2 separate regions of the Homo sapiens genome follow, and region 2 is linked to region 1. A link is a contact called in ENCODE Hi-C or POLR2A ChIA-PET data. All regions are on one chromosome and are shown on one strand. Each heading gives the region's core, a stretch centred on a gene start or an enhancer-like site at or near the end of the contact. The rest is flanking DNA. Distances are from core to core; before and after follow the strand shown. Region 1 overlaps CFAP298-TCP10L (CFAP298-TCP10L readthrough). Region 2 has its middle 23 kb from the start of LINC00310.

Region 1 (6,007 bases), core at 869-3,368:
TTATGTGGTTCTTTCATGGAGACCAGGAATGCTAGTAATAAAATTTGATACCACCTAAAACCTTTTCGACCATCAAACTGACAGCATCAGGCAGTATTTCTGTCACAAGATTACCTCGTTCCTTGGCAACTGCTCTGCAAAGAGTGTGCCATCAAGCTTGAAATGAACTGCCACATACTTGGAGCACAGTAGCCTTGAGAGGGTCTGAGCTCACTAAATTCCCTTCCAAAGCCTCAGCAACCACCCCCTTGAAGAAGTGACCAGAGAGAGCTGCTTGCCCCGACCTCTTGCCGTTCCTTGCAAGATAGGAGTTGCCCCTCTACACTACCAAAAACCCACTGGCCCTGGACAGGGCTCAAGGAGAGAGGTGGCTGATTTCCAGGAGAAGTTCGATACTAGACATAACAGTAACGGCAGCTGGCATTATGGGGACTTTGCTATTTCCCAGACGGTTGTACTAAGCACTTTACCTATATATTCTTTTCGTTTATACCTAAAAACAGCCAAATTAGAAAGAAACTACTATTGTCATCTCACGAGTTAGGAAACCAAAGTCCAGAGGGATTAAATTGCCCAAGGTGAGGAGACTGTAATCCCAGCACTTTGGGAGGCCAAGGCGAGTGGATCACCTGAGGCCAGGAGTTCGAGACCAGCCTGGCCAACATGGTGCATGGTCTCTACTGAAAATATAAAAGTTAGCTGTGCATGGTGGTGTGTGCCTGTAATCTCAGCTACTCGGGAGGCTGAGGCAGGAGAATTGCTTGAACCCAGGAAGCAGAGGTTGTGGTAAGCCGAGATCATGCCATTGCTCTCCTGGGTGACACAGCGAGACTCCATCTCAACAAAAAAAAAAAAAAGAAAAAAAAAAGAAGAAGAAGAGACACCAGGGATCTATGTACACAGAGGAAAGGGACAGGGAGAAGGCCGCCATCTGCAACACAAGTAGTGGGGCCTTGGGAAGAACCAGCCCTGCCAATGCTGTGATATTGGACCTCCGGCCTCCAGAACTGTAAGAAAATCAATGTCTGTTGTTTAAGCCACCCAGTCCATGGTATTTCGTTATGGCAGCTCTTACAAACTAAGACACAAATGGGTATTCTATAGGAATAGATATATATACAAGGAAGATAGACATTCTTCCTTTTATCAAAGTGGACTTTACTTCTTAAAATGCTCAGAATATACTAACATTGTAAAATATAATTTTAATTTTTTTTTGCAAATGGGAAACCACACAGTTCCAGTATCATCTACATAATCTGTTTCTGATTCTTGCCCAACTCCCGCAGCCCATGTTAAGGTTGAGAGCCCACTCCCTCCTCAGTTCCCAGGTTTCCGAACACACCTCCTTCTTCATCTCCCATTGAGCTGGTTGTAATCATGGCATTCGGTTACAAGTCTGTCTCCCTGGATGGACTGTGAGATCATGGGAACGAGGGCACTGTTGTTAGATTTTTAATTTTATTGTATTTATTTGTTTGTTTATTTTGAGACAGGGTCTCACTCTGTTACCCAGGCTGGAGTGCAGTGGCATGATCTTGGCTCACTGCAACCTCCACCTCCCGGGTTCAAGCTGTTCTCCTGCCTCAGCCTCCTGAGTAGCTGGGATTGCAGGCACGCACCACTGTGCCCGACTAATTTTAGTATTTTTAGTGAAGGCAGGGTTTCACCGTATTGGCCAGGCTGGTCTCACTCCCAACCTCAGGTGATCTGCCTGCCTCAGCCTCCCAAAGTGTTGGGATTACAGGCGTGAGCCACCGCGTCCAGCCTCTACCATGGCATAGCACATATGCTCACATACTCTTAGAAAGATCACAAGAAACTGGTGACCATGGCTGCTTGTGGTTAAAACTCTAGGGGGCCTGGAGGATGGGCTGGGAGGGAGTCACGGTTCACAGGATGGTCTTTTGTACCTTTGAAATCCACCTATTCAAATAAATGCAAAACCAGTTGCAGTACAGCCACGTCCACGGCAGCATGATTCACAATAACTCAAACGTGGAGGCAACCCAAGTGCCCATCCACAGATGAATGAGTCAACAAGAGGATGAATGAGTCAACAAGAGGTGGTGTATCCGTACAATGGAATATTATTCAGCCTTACAACGGAAGGGAATCCTGACACATGCTCCAACAGGGATGAACCTTGATGACATTACACTGAGTGAAATAAGCCAGATACCAAATGACAAATACTGTAAGATTCCACTTATACGAGGTTCCTAGAGTAGTCAGATCCAGAGACAAAGCAGAATGATGGTTGTTAGGGGCTGGGGACAGCAGGGAAGGATGGAGAGTTACTGTTTAATGGGTATAGAGTTTAAGTTTGAGAAGATAAAAACATTCTGGAGATGGATGGTGCTGATGGTTGCACAAGAATGTGAGTATCACTGAACTCTACACTTAAGAGTTTTTAGTTTTTAGTTTTAGCTGGGTTTGGGGTCCCAGGCCTCAGGCCTCACCTGCTGCCTCAGGATCTCCAGGGCCCTCCCAGATCACAGACCTAACAGATCTTAGGACAATTGGCCCAGGGTCATCAGCGCAATTGATGCAGCTCCCTCCCTCTCTTGTAGGACATTTTCATGGATGTTGGCATTTGGTATCAGAGCAGCTGAAGTTATTATGCATTTTCAGTGTATGTATTTATGTAGATAGTGGTACGCTCTTTTAATTTTTTTTTTTTTTTTTTTTTTTTGAGACAGAGTCTCAATCTGTCACCCCCCAGGCTGGAGTGCAGTGGTGCGATCTCGGCTCACTGCAATCTCTGCCTCCCGGGTTCAAGCAATTCTCTGCCTCAGCCTCTCAAGTAACTGGGATTACAAGCACCCCCCACCATACCTGGCTAATTTTTGTATTTTTAGTAGAGATGGGGTTTCACCATCTTGGCCAGGCTGGTCTTGAACTCCTGACCTCATGATCCACCCACCTCAGCCTCCCAAAGTGCTGGGATTACAGGCGTGAGCCACCGTGCCTGGCCATGATAGTGGTACACTCTTAAATGTTTAACAATAGCTTTCCCAAAATACATGTGCATATAAATACAGATGTAAGTTTGTTATAAATTTTGCTGATATCAAGGATATGTAGCATACAGCTTACAAGTAATAAGATATGCTGCACTCTCTATCATGAACTCCACATAACCAATTGATGCTCACAGAATGTTTTTGCTGATTTTTGTTGAAACACGATTTGACTAATCTAATTATATAGCAACCTGCTAACTCTTTTCCCTATACATTTATTTTCCTTAATCTGATTTGTGATGTAAACTATTTTCACCCTTGTATATATTACATACAAAACTGAAACCTCTTTCAGTTTCAGCACCGGACACCACCCACATGTGAGACTCCATAGTGAACATTTTCTCCATCACTTTCTTTTTCTTTTTTTTCTTTTTGAGACGGAGTCTCACTCTGTTGCCCAGGCTGGAGTGCAGTGGCGCGATCTCGGCTCACTGCAAGCTCCGCCTCCCGGGTTCACGCCGTTCACCTGCCTCAGCCTCCCGAGTAGCTGGGACTACAGGCACCTGCCACCAGGCCCGGCTAATTTTTTTGTATTTTTAGTAGAGACAGGGTTTCACTATGTTAGCTAGGATGGTCTTGATCTCCTGACCTCATGATCCGTCTGTGCTTCTGGAGCCTCTGGAGCATGTCTCCTGACGCCTGGAAAACAGCTACCCAGGGGCAGCGTCTGCAGGCACTGAGTCCAGCACAGGTTTCTGAGCTCCAGGCCACACAGAGTACGTCAGAGCACCCTGCGTGGAGCAGACGAATCCGCATCTGCAACGGGCTCCAAATACAACCCGCATCCCGACCCCGGGCACAGAGTTAGGGCCCAATAGAGCTGGGCCAGAACAGTTATTCATGGTCTTCAGAATTCATGTTTGTGAAATGCAGGGCCCATGTCTTGTAGGGGTAACAGGAGCAGTGTTTAGAGCAGAGCACAGGGCCTGTACCCATCAGGTGTTATTACTATGAGCTGCCTTTATTCGTGCTCAAGTTATTGAATGTGAACAAGTTTAGTGTCCAACACCGTGGAACAAGAAGTCCAACACCGTGATGCAGGATTCATCGAATGTGGGCGTCCCTCCTACCTCTCCACTGGCCCCTGTGACAGTCGATGCCTGACCTTACCTGTCAGTTCAATGTGTAAAAGCACAAAAGTAGATTCCTTGATTGTGCCAATGCCACAGAACAGAAGGGGGTGGTGCTGCAGGTTATTCCTGTGTTTCTAGGAAGGCAACAACTAGATAGAATCGAGCAGAATGGATTTCATCTAGTGCTTGATGGAAATAACAACCCCCACATGGCTTGTCATACACACAAAATGCAGAGAAATATGCAGCGTTCTGGAGTTTCCTGCACGCTGTCCCATGGGTTCCCCCATTTACTCTTCATACCAACTGGCTGATGGGTCATGGTCCCTGCAGATACAGGAACTGAGCTCAGAGAGAGGCCGTGTCTTCTGCAAGACCCCCGGCCAATGAGAGGGACTCAGGCCTGAGCACAGGTTTCTGAACCAGAGTCTCGCCTCTCACCTCCTCAAACCTCCCTGCTTCCCTTCCCACCAAGTTATAATTGAGTGATTGTGCATCCCGATTGTGGTCTTCCAAAGGCACTTAACGTGATCGCACTTTCCCCTTCAATTTCTCACCAGTTAGCTTGTAAATGACAAAGTCTGCCCCATGGAGAGAGCCTTCTTCAGATTTTAAGATAAAGACATCAGTAGTGCAATTAAAAAGATGAAGACAATGAAAATAATTATTTAGTAGGATAATAAACGGAATCTGGGCAGAGTCGTGCTGAGCAGCTATGAATTGCATCAGCACATAACGTACTGGCCGCAACTCACTGTGCAGAATGGCCAGGCCACAGGCTCGGGCTCCCCCGACACTCCACTTCCCATGGGCATTTTCCCCACTGGCCACTAACATCAGATGGGTTCACACTCATGAAAGACACTTGGTGCCAAGAAACAGGTGCCTGCAGGGCTGGTATGACATAGGGACTCTGTGGTGCAGTGTGTGTGGCTGGTTGGCGTATTAGCAAGGATGAGGACACAGGTGTCCAGTAAGGACTGCTTGAACGAAGGTCCTTGATTCACAGAACAGGAACTGTGCTGACCGCCTGCCCTCCTTTATCCCAAGAAGAACTCCAACTGACATCATTACACACAGCATGAAATCCAAACCTTGTCATCCTCATCACAACGTAAATAACATGTTTGTACCGCACTTTGTAATTTTTAAGTCACCTTGGCATATAAACATACATTGCTTTTACATAAACACCTGTGCATAAGGGGAGGATATATGTGTGTGTTGACAAAAGTCAGGTCTACAGGACATGGGGCTGGTTTTGGTAAACCCCCCTGGAGAAGGGCCTAGGTGTGAGCCCTGGCTCAACCCCCAGGTCAGCTACTTGTCTTCAGGTCTGATCCTGAAGCCAGCTTCCCACATCCCACCCTAAATGGTGTCAGGCATCCTGAGAGGAAAAGGCAGTGTGGGGCTCTCCCCGGCGGCGGGGGGCGGTGGGGGGGGAATCTGTTCCTAATCCAGAGCTCTGTGCACAGGGCCTTTGGGAGTCTGTGTGCCTGCTGTGGATGGGAGATCCTGCCCCTGTATCTTCCGTGGAGAGGGCACGTAGCTTTCGGCAGATGACAGACGCTGGAAGTGAATAACACCCCTCCTTTATTCAGTCTGAAAGTACTGTTTGCCTCACTAGAATTCTGTGTCATAAGAACCCCCAGACTTGCATGGCCTCACTGTGACAGCTGGATCTCAGCTCCCTGTGACCCCTCTGAGGCAGTCAAGGCAGGTGTCCTTATCCCCTTTGTGTCTGACGCCCCCAACAACCCTCAGGGTCAATGATTCACTAGAAGGATTCACAGAACGTTACTGTTTATTATAGCAAAAGGACACAGATTAAAATAAGCAAAGGAAAAAGGTGCTTGGGACACAGTCCAGGAGAGGCCAGCTGTGAGCTGCCCGCCGTCCTGACCT
Region 2 (6,377 bases), core at 3,483-5,982, 1.6 Mb before region 1:
TAAAATATTTAAAAATAAGTTTAAAAGAAACATGGAAACTGACATTAAGAAATCTTTTAAACACTCAGAACAACAACAAAAAGACTTGAAAAATAAAAATCCCCATCATGTTCTTAGGAAGACTTAGCTTCGTAGGGATGTCAATTTCCCTTAACTTATAAATGTTAACATATAACTGTTATCCCAGTAAAAGAAGTTTTTATCTATACAAAGTGATTCTAAATTTTACATGGAAAAATAAGAATAGACCAGCTATTTCTGATAAAATAAATGAGGAAGTTATACTATATATTAAAATATATTTAAAATCTTCAACAATTAAAACATAGTAGTGGCATATTACTTATTAGACGGACATATAGCACAGAATTGAAACCCTGGAAAACATCCAAATCATGCAATGATTTTGTTTAGGATTAAGATGGCACTCAACTACATGGGGAAAAGACAGATTATTCAATAAATGGTGTTGATAACCACCACTTTTGGATTTTGAATATGGGCTTCACATTTATAGTAGAATAAATTCTGACTGGGTCAAAGATTTAAATGTAAAAAGAAAAAACATAATACTAAAACAAAAATGGGAGCATGAGGAAGGCCTTGCTAACTACAACTCAAAATCTAGAAGCCACGAAATAAATGGTGAATAATTTCAACTGCATGAAAACCAAAAGCTTTTGCATGGCAAAAAGCAATTGAAAAAGAAAAAAAAAACACCCTAAGCAAAATCAGTAACAAATGACAAAATGAGGAAGATGTGTAACTCACATCACAAAGGATTAATTTCCCTAGTATATAATAAGCTTCTGCAAATTGATGAGTCAAAAGGCAAACAAACCAATAGAAAAGTGGGCATGGATATGGAGAGCTCACAATGAGAAACATACAAATTAAAACCATACTGGTTTTTTCAAATTTATCGAATGGCAAAAATCCAAAAGTTTAAAAGCCAAGTCTGTTGGTAAGCTTTGAAACATAGGCACTCTCTCTGATACATTGCTGCTGAGAGCATAAATTGGCATACCCCCTGTAAAGGCTAATTTGGCAACATCTGTCCACATTAGAGATGCATTTACCCTTTGACTCAGCAGTTTCACTTCTAGGAATTTACCTTATGCATAAACATAATTGTGTGCTGAACGAAGAATTGCAGTTGTCCACAGCAGCATTGTTTGAAAGCAAAATACTGCAGACAACTTAAATGTCCATTTCTAGGGGATTGTTTGGGCATATTTTAGACAGCAAGAAGCACTAGTAAAGAAAAATGAGGAAATGGTTTATGTACTATGATGAAAAGATCTCTAAGATGCACTGTCAACTGAAAACAGTGAGGTAAGGAACACTGTACTGTGTATTAGCAATCAAGTAGAAAAAGAGTTGGGAGTGGGGGAAGAACATATTCCATGTGCTTGTATGTGCAAAAATCCCACAAAACTCTAGAAGGATAAACAACAAATTAATAACAGTGGCTATGCCTTTAGGGTGGGGGATAAGAATTGGGCAGATGGGGGCCGGGCACAGTGGCTCATGCCTGAAATCCCAGCACTTTGGGAGGCTGAGGTGGGTGGATTACCTGAGGTCAGGAGTTCAAGACCAGCCTGGCCAGTATGGTGAAACCCCGTCTCTACCAAAAAGACAAAAATTAGGCGGGCATGGTGGCAGGTGCCTGTAATCCCAGCTACTTGGGAGGCTGAGGCAAGAGAATTGCTGGAACCTGGGAGGCAGAAGTTGCAGTGAGCCAGGATTATGCCACTGCACTCCAACCTGAGTGACAGACTGAGCCTCCGTCTCAAAAAAAAAAAAAGAAAGAAAGAAAAGAATTGAGCAGATGGGAAAGGACACTTTTCACTGTGTAATGTCTTATACTTGTTGATTTTTTTAACCATAAAATGCATTACTTATCCAAAAAGTTAAATAAATAAAACGTTCAGCTATGTGAAGGAAGCATAGGACAATATCCCTCTCTCTCCCTTTCCTTACCCCAGAGCAGCCTGGCTCCTGCAGAGCTGAGGAACTGAGCACGTGAGGTTGTCTTGGTTTCACAGAGCCTGGAGTGGGCATAGCTGAGTCCCTGAAGGTTACACGACTTGCTCAGGCCTGTCCAGTGAAGTCAAGGGCAGTTCCAGAGCTGGAAGCACAGGGCTGGGACGTGGCCTCTGGTCTCCTCCAGTGAGGAGGCAGGTGCCCAGGGGCAGGGTGCTTCTAGATGGCCCCCAAAGGAGCCCACCATTGCTACATTCTAGAGCAGCTGAAAGGGAGCCCAGGGCCGGCCAGCCAGCTCCGCAAAGGATTCTGGGTGATGAGGCATTGTGGGATTTTCTGAAATGACTTCATGTCATTTCTCTACCCCAGATCACCCTCCTCGCCTGGTGAGAGTTGAGAGGTCTCAAGCAGGATTCCAAAACCGAGAAGGGTCAGAGACTGGGAAAGGAAACTGGCCTCTCCAGCAGGAAGAAGCTGCCCCCAGGCCCTGGCCCCAGGATCTTGACTAGCCTATTAAAGACATGAGACTGAGGCCTGGACACTGGATTCCATTTTTTAATTTCCCTGGGGGAAACATTCCACACAGCAACCAGCAGGGTCATTTACTTCTTCAGGAGGCCTTTTATCACCCTGTGGCTGGAGGACCATCTGCAGCAGCCCCTGCTGTGCGCTGGCAACACTGAGCAGCATGTGCGCGGCTGCCAGGGGCTGCTGGCCACCTGGGCCTGGGTAGGAAAAGGACTTAATTAGCCACAAAGAGCTCCCTGAGTATGCAACTCAGAATCACTCAGTCTGTTCGCAAACAAGTAAAGCACCTACCATGATCCCAGCATAGTCCCGGTTGCCCCTGGGGTTCCCAAAACCCCAGCCTCCCTCATGCTTCTAGGCCCTCCACACAATGCAGCGAGTGACACGAATAGTCTTGCATTGGTCACTAACTGCCTTTTGCAGCTAAATTCTATTCACAGCAAGTCTGTGGCCTCCCCAAAGCTAAGGATCCCTGTTATATCTCCGGATATTCACAGAGCTCCCAGCGCAGCCGAGAACACACAGCCAGCCCTGCAATAAATGCTTGTTGGTTGCCTGCCAGGATCCAAGCTAAAAATGGAGTTGCCTTACGGCCAGGTAAGACCCAAGGCAGAGCTTCAGTCGTGCCCCCCCCCAGCTGTCAGGAACACTCACTGCAAAAGTCGGCCCTTCAGGTCACCTTCAAGGCCCTACAAACTCTATCCGGACCTGCCCCCCCATCAGCCTCTGACCCTGGCACTCATACCCCTCCAAGGACAGTGCCGGCCTTCCTGTTCCTCCAACAGGAAAGGCCACCGTCTCCCCTCAGACCCACTGCACTTGCTGGCTGCCCACTTCTAGAATGTTCTTCCCCTAGAAATCCATGGAGCTCACCCCCCCATCTCCCTGTCAGGTCTCTGCTCAAAGAGTATCTTCTCCATGAGGCCTCCTCATCACCCTATTCTAAAGCACTCTCACCCCGCATTTCCCCATCCCCCTTTCCTGCTTTCTTTTTCTCTATATCACTTACCACTGCCTAAACAGGAAAAAAAAAAAAAAGATTTTTCCTATTTATTTTATCACCGGTCTCCTCCAATCTAAGCTTTCTAAGAGCAGAGCTTTTTGTGTTTTGTTCAGCTGTGTATCCCTCCAGGCACAGAACAGGGCCTGGAGGGTTCAACAAGGCCCTCCAGGGCCTTGAGTAGGTGCTCAACAAATATTTACTGAATATATTAATATATGTATTGATTGATTAATTTAGCTGGGGCTCTTTCTTGAAGTTAATCGAATTAAAACAACATAGATTTTACATTGCTTGTGCACATGGATGAAAAACAGTTCCCTATACTTCTTTACTGTTTCATAGACGTAGTTTTATTTTATTTGGGTCTCACTAAAGACCTTACTCGATTAGATGGGGCAGAAATGGTTATGACCTTGATTTTACAGAGGCGAAAACTAAGACTCTGAAGGGTGAGATTTCCCCAGGACCTTCAACTGGTCACTAGCAGAACCGGGGCATCCAGGTTTCAGGTCCCATGTGCTGGGCTTTGTTTACTAAACCTCAGGGCTTTAGACTCAACCTCAGGGCTTCTCCGTGGATTCTTGCTGAAGCTTCCTACTTTGTTTCAAGAACCTGTATTTCCCCCTTTCTTTCTCTTCCCTCCTCCCAGATAGCTTGGGGCCCACAGTTCCCCACCCCTGCCCGATGCAGATGGCAGAAGAAACCATTGTAAGTCTCCTCGAGCTGAGCGCTGTGCACCAGGTCGCATTCTAAATTTTTGGACTGCGTTCACCAGGGTCTTTCACATTTGCAAGGAGCAGAAACAGGCCTGGATCCTCTGAAATAACAGGGAGGTATTGCCATAATTCACACAGAGTTAAGAAAGATAGGATTTCCTAACACAGACCAACCTCGCGGAAAAGCTGCGGCCCCAGCTCCGGGGACTGGAACGCAGGCTCGGGGCGCCTCCCCCTTCCCTGGCTGGCAAAGTCCTGTCCTCCATCTCGCCTCCATCCCCTCCTCCCCTGCGCTGGCAGAATGCGCAACGTGTCCCTTCTCGGTGGCCCTGGAATTTTCTGTGCGTCTCTGAATCATGGCACCGGTCTTGCTCCATTGGTTTTGACTGCTGGTCTTGGTCTCCTTCGTCCACCTTTGCGAACTCATCACCCTTTGCTCTCTAGGACCCACCGGCCACTTCTAAAAGGGCACCATAGTTCATAGGTGGATTGATCTAGAAAGGTGCCTCCTTCATTCTCCCCCACGATTTCTGGGTTGAAAGCCTGGTGGAGGCAGGGGGACAATTACAGGCAGGATTTATAACTTGGGTGGGCAAGCGTGGGGGTGGAGGACTGTGGCCTCTTTCTCTCTCTCTCTCTCTCACACACACACACACACACACACACACACACACACACACACACACGGAGGGAGGGAGAATGTCACCATTTGTCCCCCAGCTCCATTCCCCACTCCGCAATGATACAAGCATCGCCTGCTTTCTTTAATTTGCTTCAAGAGCTTTTGGTGCAGAGAGGTGGGAGAACAAGGGAGACCCCAACTTGTCGCACGGCGACTCGTGGCAAAACGCCTGGACCCCGGGGCGGTTTCGCTCAGCTCTTCCCCAGCTGGTGGCCACTCGGCGGCCGGGCTGCGGCATTCCGAGCGCGCGATCCCGCCAGGGCCGCCACCGAGGGCAGCGCCGAGAGCATGGAATTTTCCACCGCTCAGCCGAGTTTGCAGAATTGCGTCTCATTGGCCGAGCGGAGGTGTCTGTCCCCGCGTGGGTGCGGAGATGAGATTAGCCAGGAGCCCTCCTCAGTGGGCTTTGCAGGGCTCTGATTAATCAGGTCAGCGGGGCCAGGGAGGGGAGTAGAGGGCGGGTGGGAGCCTGTTTTCTAACCCAGCTCTGCTGCAGCCTTTGGACGTCCCCTCGCTGCACGGAAAGTGCGCCAGGGAGCTGGAAACAGTCGACAGCAAACCTTAGAATTTACCTCTTCATCGTAAAATCCCCCCAGAAACCACTGCAAAATAAGATTATCAAGCTAAACCCTGCCCCCTCCCTCACCTCCTCTTAATCTCCCTCATCCCCCAGTTAAGCCGGAACTAAAACCAGGACCTTACTCTCTCCTGTCCCTGACATTTAACCCCTTAAATTATCTTTCTGCAGTGACTTTCACAGATCCCAATCGCGACAGTGATTCAGGACCAAGTCAGTACTCCCCCACCCCCAGGGTCGAACAAGAAATGCAGAAGGTGGCAGGAAATTAGAACTAAGGGGAGTGGACCTTATTGTGCAGGCTGAAATGCCCACCTTCAAGTTAAAAGATGCAGCAAGACAAGACGCCTGGCTCAGCAGCGTGTTCAAATAGAGTGTTGGCTTAATGGAATTTATGTGTGAGCCAGTCGTGTTGATTTTTGATTTAAAATAGCCCCTTGTTTTATTTGCTCCTGGAGTGACTGCATTAGGAAGCTCCTTTCTGAAAGCTATGGTTAAATCTGCCACAAAGGCAGCCCTGGCCCTCACAAGATGTTTGATGAGTGAATGAACGCTGTTCCCGGCAGTCAGGGCCCTTGAATGAAGGTAGTATGAACTCCAGTTCCTCATCCTGGCTGGGTCATATACTTCTTCTTCCTCTTTTTTTTTTTTTTTTTTTTTTTGGGGGGGGATGGAGTCTTGTTCTGTTGCCCAGGCTGGAGTGCAGTGGCACCATCTCAGCTCACTGCAACCTCCACCTCCTGAGGTCAAGCGATTCTCATGCCTCAGCCTCCTGAGTAGCTGGGACTACAAGCCTTCACCACCATGCCTGGCTAATTTTTGTATTTTTGTAGAGATGATGTTTCACCATGTTGGCCAGGCTGATCTCGAATTCCTGACCTCAGG

The links. A loop is a pair of places that touch in the nucleus more often than their neighbours do. ChIA-PET counts read pairs that join two places held with the same protein, here RNA polymerase II (POLR2A).
Region 2: a loop to region 1 is called in a map of HepG2, with 10 times the contacts of the local background. The contact joins two enhancer-like sites. A Hi-C loop is called at or near these places in 1 of 168 maps with a recorded cell type or tissue (HepG2). POLR2A ChIA-PET finds 5 or more read pairs at or near these places in 1 of 52 experiments (OCI-LY7).

What each region holds. Positions count from the first base shown.
Region 1 is chr21:32,593,407-32,599,413 of GRCh38, reverse strand. The region is part of intron 5 of CFAP298-TCP10L (CFAP298-TCP10L readthrough); the gene reads left to right. CFAP298 (cilia and flagella associated protein 298) reads left to right here. Exons shown (of 7, transcript NM_021254.4): 7 at 1-60. Among named protein-coding and RNA genes, the nearest start is that of TCP10L, 11 kb to the right of the region's middle. Within about 2 kb of position 2,118, at least 3 of the 41 ENCODE cell types and tissues checked have a DNase peak (open chromatin) inside an H3K27ac peak, as active enhancers do.
Region 2 is chr21:34,200,931-34,207,307 of GRCh38, reverse strand. No RefSeq gene overlaps it. Among named protein-coding and RNA genes, the nearest start is that of LINC00310, 23 kb to the right of the region's middle. RefSeq lists an enhancer at 2,653-3,651. Within about 2 kb of position 4,732, at least 24 of the 41 ENCODE cell types and tissues checked have a DNase peak (open chromatin) inside an H3K27ac peak, as active enhancers do.